Linked DNA regions of Mus musculus: region 1 is linked to region 2. Evidence: chromatin loops called from intact Hi-C (ENCODE). Cell type or tissue: left cerebral cortex. All regions are shown on one strand. Links, peaks and the distances in the headings refer to the core of each region. The heading gives the core; the rest is flanking DNA. Region 1 has its middle 27 kb from the start of Gm33895. Region 2 has its middle 7.0 kb from the start of Gm13016.

Region 1 (4,389 bases), core at 220-4,219, 77 kb before region 2:
GATGCTGACTCTACTTGGGGGAACCTCTCCACTGCTCTGGGAGAACATGGGAAGAATGGTGAGGTTTACGATTCAGATCATGGTGAGGACAACAGAGACATTGGGGGTGTCATTTAGTGTGACGTGGTCATTCCTATTCCCACTGTGAAAAGTACCTCTTTGGGGACAACGTCACCACCCATTACCGCACAATGGTTGACAGAACAACTCCAACTTGCAGTGTGTTGGGTGTTATGGAAATGTTTGCGTTAACTCAAGGCAGCCCCATGGGGTGATAGTAAGATCCCATTTTTCAGATGGTAAGACTGGTCTCTACAAGCTTTGCTCCCATCCCTCACTTTTTCTATACAAGGTGTGGGGTCAAGCCTTTGAGAGCACAGGGTTTTACGTCTGCCAGATGTGTCTGGGATCTGACTGTGAAAGAGATCATGCTTAGGAGCAGGCTAGCTTCTCTAAGCCTAGGAGGCTCCATGACCCTCAGGAAGCTACGCATCCTATATTCACTCGCCATAAGAAGATGGGTCAGCATGGTCCTTTGGCTCTGATCAGGGATTAGATAGATGAGAGATAAGAGAGGTGCATGCTGGGAAGGGGTCAGGGTGGTTCTTACAGAATTCTCCTGGAGGTCTGGAGAGATGGCTCAGCAGTTAAGAGCACTGACTGCTTTTTCAGTGGTCCTGAGTTCAAAACCCAGCAACCACACATGGTGGCTCACAACCATCTGTAATGGGATCTGATGCCTTCTTCTGGGGGTGCCTGAAGACAGCTACCGTGTACTTACATATAATAAATGAATAAATCAAAGGAGTTGTCCTTGGGGCTTTGGGCTGGGCACCTAAGGGATCTACTGAGGTTAAGATGGGATTTGGGTAGCAAGAGACCAAAGAAGCACCAGCTCTTATACATGAAGAGGCAGAGTCGGCTTCTGTCAGCAGAGATGGCACTGCCCTTTGAACCCTGAAGCCTGAGGGAAACAGGAACATGATGCTTCCTCAGGGTGGAGAAGCTGGGGCCCAGCAGACAAAGCCAAATACAAGGATCAGCCAGGAGCAGGGACCTCAAGGGACAGAAAGCACCGGCGTCCAAGGCTTCATTCTCAAGATGGGCCTAAGAGGCTTAGGCTATACCCAGCTACAAGCTGTTCTCATCCATCAGGACCTACCAATTCCTCAGTCCTGGGATGCTTACAACCCTTGTGACCCTGGCCATAAGCATCCCACCCTGCCCACACCCCACTCCCACCCTCAGCAAGTCCAGACCTCACACTGCACAGTGGTCTTCTCTCATCCTTCCAGGAGAGATGGGACAGGCCATCTCCAATTACACATGACAAAGGAACACTCGGGAAAGTGTTTGGAGACACTGGGATCCCCACAGCAACCTCCATCCAAGCCACAGTACCAGCAACCGTTTCTGGCGGTGCACCCCTCATGCTGGCTACACACTTGCTTCCCTGGCTTGGACCTGGGTTTACCCAGCCTGCGGGGGTGGCTTCGAAGCTTAGCCTTTCTCTGCTCCTTCCCTAAAGGACATTGCTGCATTTATTGCGCTTTTTTTTCCTTTTCATCTTTGTTTTATGAGGACTACTTTATGACCAGAGATTTTTTTTTTGCTGTCTGCAGCAGCCCTACAAGCAGTGGACCTTATGTTTATGAGAACTTCCCAGAGAGCTTAGGAGCTTCTACGGATCTCCCTGCTGGCCCACCCCAGTCCAGATCGGCCCCTTTTAAGTCTCCCTGGATGAAGAGACCAATCCCATGTAATGATGTGTGCTTCTCTCCTTATTCTCTGTTGTTATTGCCTACCCTGAAGAGCCATGAGGGCTCACACCCTGTGCAAAGCCAGTCTACAAAATGCAGCGTCCCCGTTATCCAGGATGGACTTGGTCCAAGATCCCCAATGAGAGGACAAACTGTGGGTAGTGGTGGGCTTCATTTATACTGTTTATTCTTATTGAGCTGCAGTGTGAACCAGAATTAACTTGACCCTTTGTGTGTTAGGTCCCAGCGTCACCTTTCTGTCCCCTATTTGCAGTTGGAGCCATTACTTAATAAAACACGTATCCTTTGAACTTAGCATGGAATTCTGAGATAGTTGATCTAGAAAACAAAATGGCTTCTCGGCGACCAGTGGATGAGCAATGCATCCAGCATGGTCATAACAGACGGGACGACGACCCACATCCCCAGGCAGGAGAGAGGTCAGCAAAACTACAATATGCCATTAAGAGTGGCATTGGATTTAAACCTTACTATAAATTCCTGAACACTGGAATTTTCCATTTCATACTTTCAGACCAGTTGACCATAGTGAGTTAAACCAGCCTGACTTTGTACCTAGAACTTTCCATGAGTCATTAACAATAGCAAACATTTCCTGGATGCCTGGACTGGGGCTAGACTTAGGGCTGAGTCCCAGGAAACCCTCTTTGTACCAAACTCCTCAGAGAAGCCTGGCAGGGTAAGGCTGTCACCTATATTGAACATATGGAGAAGGGAGAGCCTCAAAGATGCTCTGGCACTTTCCCAAAGTCACCCAGCTAGAAAGAAGTGATGAGAGGCCCACACAGCCCAGGCTGACTCCCTGTCATGGTTTGAATATGCTTGGCCCAGGAAGTGGCACCTTATTAGGAGGTGTGGCCTTGGAGTGTGTGTGGCTTTGTTGGAGTAGATGAGGCCCTGTTAGAGTGGGTGTGTCCCTGTTGGAGTGGCCGTGGGCTTGTTGGAGTAGGTGTGTCACTGTGGGTATGGGCTTTAAGACCCTCATCCTAGCTGCCTGGAAGCCAGCTTTCCACTAGCAGCCTTCAGATGAAGATGTAGAACTCTCAGTTCCTCCTGGACCATGCCTGACTGGATGCTGCCATCTTCCTGCCTTGATGATAATGGACTCAACCTCTGAACCTGTAAGCCAGCCCCAATTAAATGTCCTTCTAAGACTTGCCTTGGACATGGTGTCTGTTCTCAGCAGTAAAACCCTAACTAAGACACTCCTCAAGACCCAGCCTGGATTTTATGGCAGGAGGCAAAAAGATGAGTTGTACCTCACTCCAAGCATGGATGGTGTAGGGTGGTTAGTTCATCCTAGCTTCTTGCAGGGACCTGTTGATCCTCAGAAGGGCACCCAGCATCTCTTCAGAGCCCTGGATACTTGCAACCAGGCCTGGACCTCACTAAGTAACTTATTTTGGACCAAAGTGGCCCAACACACTCTGTTGCGTCTCTGTTTTGGCCATGGTCAGGAGTGGGCATGCGCACAAGCTGACACTCTTCGGTGCAGACAGCAGGGAGGGCGTTCAGGTATGCTGAACAGCGAGCGAAACACAAAACATGCGTGCTTGGAAACCTCTTCTCCTGGGGTTTTCTGAAGGGACAGCTGATTTCCAGGGGTGCCCCCATGGAGGCAGAGACTGAATAGATGCCCCAGCAGCCCTTTCTGCCTGGGCCACAAACAGCAGCTCCTGCTGCCCAGCAAGTGTGTGACAATTGCCTGCTGGGCCCCTGGAGCCTCTTCCCCAGCAAGGTCCCTGCTTCCCACAGCCCCTGTAGCCCCTCCCAGCATCCCGGGTCCTAATAGCTATTTATCGGGCGGTGATGCGGCGCTGATCGTGCGGCTTGTCTGCCAGCAGGAGCGGGATACAGCAATGCGGCTGTGTACCCTGCTAAGAGATATTTAATAAATATGCAAATTGCTGCCTCTACCTCCTCAGGCAGGTGAGGAGCGGAGAGACGCTGGAGTTAAGTATTAAATCTGTTCGCTATGAGCGCTAAGTGCAGAGGCAGGGACTGGAGCCCAACTTCCTGGGAAGGCTTCCATCTGGCATGCAATAGCCTAGCTTTGGAAGGGGACGGGAGCCGGAGAGGAAGGGAGATGGGGATGGGACTTGACGAAACAGGAGTTCAGAAGGGCCATTTCACTTAGGAAGTCTGAGTGAGGTGTTGGGAGCCGGAAAGCATCTGTGCGTTTGTGTCGCCATTACTGCACCAGCTGCAAGTATGGATCCGCCCACCCTATTTGCACCACCCACCCATACGAACTTCCTTCCCCTGCAAACTAGCAATGCACCCACCCTGAAGGCCGCCCACCACTCAACTTTTCCCCAACCTTCTCTCTCTTTCTCATTCATGCAAATGCCACTCTGGCTCCACCCACTCATCTGTTTCTTTGATCACTCATTCATAAATCCATACTCCCACCAAACTACCAAGCTGCCACCCAACCATGTTTCTATCTTATCATCTGTCTGATTTTTGTCTATATTTTCATCAGCCAAAAAATCCACTCATCCATCCATCCACCCACCCATATCCATCTACCCACTCACCCATCCACCCATCTATCCATCCATTCATACATCCACCCACCCATCTATCCACCCATCTATCCATACAT
Region 2 (4,389 bases), core at 140-4,139:
ACAGTTGCCCACTGGTGAGGTCTTCGGGGCTGATGGTCCGACAGGCAACCCTCAGTGTTCAGGTGAAGTCCATAAAGGCAGAGAGCTTGAGGGCAGAGGGTTAGGGTGACCCTCTGGCACATCAAGGCATCAGGCGCATCCGGCGCATGCTCAGTTGGAGTTGTTAATACAGCCACTGCTGCTGTTCAGGACTGCTAAGGACCCAAGGCTGCTGCTGAGCTGGGCTCCTCGGAGGAGCTAGATTTGGTGACATTTTCCCCAGTGCCAGCCTTCGGGCTCTCCTCAGAACCTACCCACTTGGCACAGCCAGTGCTGGGCGAGAGCCCACCTCTTCCAGAAAACACTTTAACAGCCTGTGCGTGGGAAGCCCAGACAAGTGAGAGAGGTGGCGCCCGGAGAAAAATCAGAGCGTGTCCCCAGAGCCACCCAGTTTCAGGATTCAAATCCAGGTCTCCTGGAGAGCGCTTCTCCAATGCTCCTCTTGACTCCTCTTTGCTGAGGAGAAGGCGCTGTTTCCCCAGCCCTGAGCAGCGATTTTCAGAGGGTGGCTTTGGTCTGAGGAAACACACATAAGTTCCACCTTACCTCAGAACTCGCCTTCCTCCCAAAAAGAGAGGCTTGTCACCCAAGCACTGGCATTTTGAAATTGGGACCTGTGGTGGCAGCACTGCCAATATATTGGCAGCAGATGCGCCACTAAGACACCCACCACACACAACCCACTCTGTTTGCACCTAAACCAGCCCACCCGTACGAGGGCTGTGTTAAGCCTTAGTCCCGGGAAAAGGTGTGTTCACGGATGCCAAGATGCTGGAGGAGCCTCAGAGAGCACCCTGGTCCAACTCTACTGAATGGGGAAACCGAAGACAGTCCTTGTTCAAGGTCCTACAACTGCAGTTCATGTATAGCTCAGACCCCGGTGTGGCTGACTCCTGGGTGCATGGAGCCTCTCCCCACAGCGCCCAGTTGCTCTGCCTGCCTCTGATGCTGCCCTGCCATCAAGTGCCCACATGAGGGTCCAAGTTCAATCCCCAGAACCCACATTTCCTGCACCCTCAATCCCAGCACTGGGGAAGCAGAGGCAGGTCGATTCTGGGGCTCCCTGGCCAGCCAGCCTGGTTAAATCATTGAGCGTAAGGTCAGTGAGAGATCTTGCCTCAAAAAACAAGGTGAACAGCTCCGAATGACACCCAAGGTTGACCTATCACACACCCTATCTCTCTCTCTCTCTCTCTCTCTCTCTCTCTCTCTCTCTCTCACACACACACACACACACACACACACAGAGAGAGAGAGAGAGAGAGAGAGAGAGAGAGAGAGAGAGAGAGAGAGAGAGAAAGGAAGGAAGGAAGGAAGGAATTCTGGAAACTGTTCATCAACTTCCTTCCTATTATCACTATCTGTACCACACCATGGAAGAAAGGATAGGCAGCACATAGTAGGTGCTTGTGTAGCACACAGTAGGTGCTCAGTTGTGTCCTGGGACCTCTGCCACGTGCATGGGAGTAGCTCAGAGTGTCCTGTGGGAGGTAGCAGGGATGAATTGGGCTACTCCCCAGACTCTGCAGCACATACCTTCTGAAGGCTGGGGTAAGGAGAACCAGTCGGTGACACGGGCCAGACAAAAACTCTGGGAGACATCTGCGTCAGAGGCACAGTCTCTGACAGCTGCCATGGCAAAGCGAGCAAACCAGGTACGCTGGGGGAAGGGCATTCTGCTGTCAGGAATTCTATACCTTCTGACTAGAGATGCAAGGGAGGCTTCCAGCTGGAAAACTTCACCCCAGGGGTAGACACAGGACAGAGGCTGCCATCTGCTGGCCCCTACAGTCTACGGTTCCCACGCCCAGCAGACCACCAGGGACCCTCAGCCTGAAAAGACCCGACAGTCTTAGGAAGGCAAATGTGACTGCTTTGTGGGTGAGAATGGGTGTCCCCCCCCCTGCAGAGAGGTGGACACCGCTGTCTCTCTCCCACCTCAGGTGCGCATAATGGGTGAGGGAGTCCAGGTCCCCTCTCTGGCTCCTGTAAGTAATTAAGACATGGCAATCCAGACTTGGGGATAATGGACTCTTTGAGCTCAGTCCTTGGACCTTTAGTTTTTTTGGGGGGGGATAAGCAATTTGGGCTTGGGGGTGCCCTAGATCCCATGCCATGTAATAGAGGAGCAGGGACAGTCTGTCCCTGGTACAGACCCTCTTTATTTTTGACGAAATAAAAAATATAGTAAAATAAACCAAAACCCATCACATCAAGGCTGAACCAAGCAGAAGGAAGAGAATCTCAAAAGCAGGCATAAGAGTCAAAGCCCCACCCAGGTGTTCACACGCTCAGGAGTCCCATAAAAATATTAAGCTGGAAGCTCTAATATATACACAGAGGACCTGGCGTGGCCCCGTGCCCACCCCCCACCCCTCCACCCCCACCCCCCGTGCTTGATGGTTCGCTCTCTGTGAGTTCAAGGGAGCCCTGCTCAGTTGATGTAGAGGCCTTGGTCTCCTGGTATCCTCCGTCCCCCCAGCTCTTACACTCTTTCTGGCTCCTCTTCCATGAGGTTCCCTGAGCCCTGAGGGGAGGGGTTTGATGGAGACATCCCATTCAGAGCTGTGTGTTCCAAGGACTGTGTGTGTGTGTGTGTGTGTGTGTGTGTGATGTCTGGCTGTGGGTCCCTGCATCTGGTCCCATATGCTTCAGGAGGAAGTGTCTCTGGTGATAATCAGGCATGGCAACAATCTACGAGTATAGCAGAATATTATTAGGAGCCATTTTATCGATACACTTTTTAGAGCAGTAGTGTTTGGATTTATCTTACGTCTCTGGGCTATCCAGCCTCTGGCTCTTGGCTGCCCAGTCAGAGTTGGGTATGGCTTCTATCTCTTGCAGTCAAATCAGACTTCAGTTGGCTATTCCCACAGCTCGGTGCTGTCATCGCCCTAGCATGTCTTGCAGGCAGGACAGATTGGGAGTTGAAAGTTTTTCGGCTTACTTGGTGTTTATATTTTTCTGCACCTCTCCAGGATAAAAATCCTGGAAAGAGTAGGGATACAAGGCACATAGCTCAACACACTAAAGGCAGTTTATGGCCATCCTATAGCCGACATCAAATTAAATGGAGAGAAAGTCAAAGCAATTCCACTGAAATCAGGAACAAGACAAGGCTGCCCACTGTCTCCCTGCCTATTCAAGATAGCGCTTGAAGTCTTAGCTAGAGCAATAAGTCCCCTGAGGGAGACCAAGGGGATCCAGATAGGAAAGAGGGAACTCTTAAGTAGCTTTGTCTGCAAATGATACGATAGCAAACATAAGCCACCCTAAGATTCCCACCAGCGAACTCCGACAGCTGACATCCACCTTCAGCAAAGAAGCTGGATACAAAATCAACTCACAAAAATCCACAGCCCTCCTATATACAAGTGACATATGAACGGAGAAAGAAATCAGGGAAACAAAACCTTTCACAATCATTTCAAATAACATAAAACACCTCTTTAGTCACCCTGTCTGTCCCAGGATAACCTGCCTGGTGGCAATATGTGGCAGTTGCTCGAACGTCGGGACAGTTTCTCCTAGCATTGCATCTTCTCTGGGTCAATTCCAATTAAGTACAGATGGCAGCTGAGAACAAAGACCTACCAAACATCAGCCTGGCTTGGTTAGGGTTTTTTTTTTTTTTTTTTTTTTTGTCAATTTGACATCGGCTAGAGTCATCTAGGGAAAGGAACCTTAACTAAGAAACACCTCCATCAGATTGGCTCGTAGCAAAGTCTGTCATGGGAGGATTGTCATGGTTCATGACTGAAGTGGGAGGGTCCAGCCCATAGTGCCCAGTGCCACCCTGGGCTGGTATCCTGGGTTCTAAGTGCAAACAGGCTGAACAAGCCATGGGGAGCAAGCCAGCGAGCAGTATTCCCTCCGTGGCCTCTGCTTCGGATTCTGTTCTCAGGTTCCCCCCTCTATGATAAGCTAGAATAAACCCTCTCCTTCCTAATTGCTTTCGGTCATGGTGTTTATCCCAGCAATAGAAACAAACTAAGATACGCACCAATGCCAGGTACACAGGTACTGTGTGTGTGCACTGGGCATTGCTCTCAGGGTTGGGTGGGGGAATGAACCAGCTAGTGCTGTGGTATAGCATCCCCTGATAACTCCTCCTTCTGTAGGTTGGGAACTTGAGGAACAAAGAAGTTTATCTGCTCAAATCATGCACCTGGCTAGTGGGGAGCACGGGTGTATACCCAGACCCTCAGAATCCAGCATTGGCTTGCTTTATCCACTACACGTTGTGTCCCTTTGCAGACGCATAACGAAACAGAGGGGGCAGGTATAACTGATGTGACATTCCTAGCTGCTGAACCGCTTCCCATGGGTAGTAAACCCAGGAGCTGGCTG

The links. A loop is a pair of places that touch in the nucleus more often than their neighbours do. Peaks named below come from ENCODE experiments on the same cell type or tissue, not always from the same donor. Only the 100,000 strongest peaks of a DNase experiment are listed, where the experiment ranks them.
Region 1: it touches region 2 in a loop (1.9-fold over the local background); 2 of 42 quality-filtered maps call a loop at or near these places.

Annotation. Positions count from the first base shown.
Region 1 is chr4:140,294,318-140,298,706 of GRCm38, forward strand. No RefSeq gene overlaps it. Among named protein-coding and RNA genes, the nearest start is that of Gm33895, 27 kb to the right of the region's middle. In left cerebral cortex, for the core only: no CTCF peak of the experiment used is centred there; DNase peaks (open chromatin) are centred at 2,532 and 3,931.
Region 2 is chr4:140,371,318-140,375,706 of GRCm38, forward strand. No RefSeq gene overlaps it. Among named protein-coding and RNA genes, the nearest start is that of Gm13016, 7.0 kb to the right of the region's middle. In left cerebral cortex, for the core only: a CTCF peak has its summit at 1,828 (motif pointing left); DNase peaks (open chromatin) are centred at 328, 701 and 1,689; H3K27ac peaks cover 697 bases.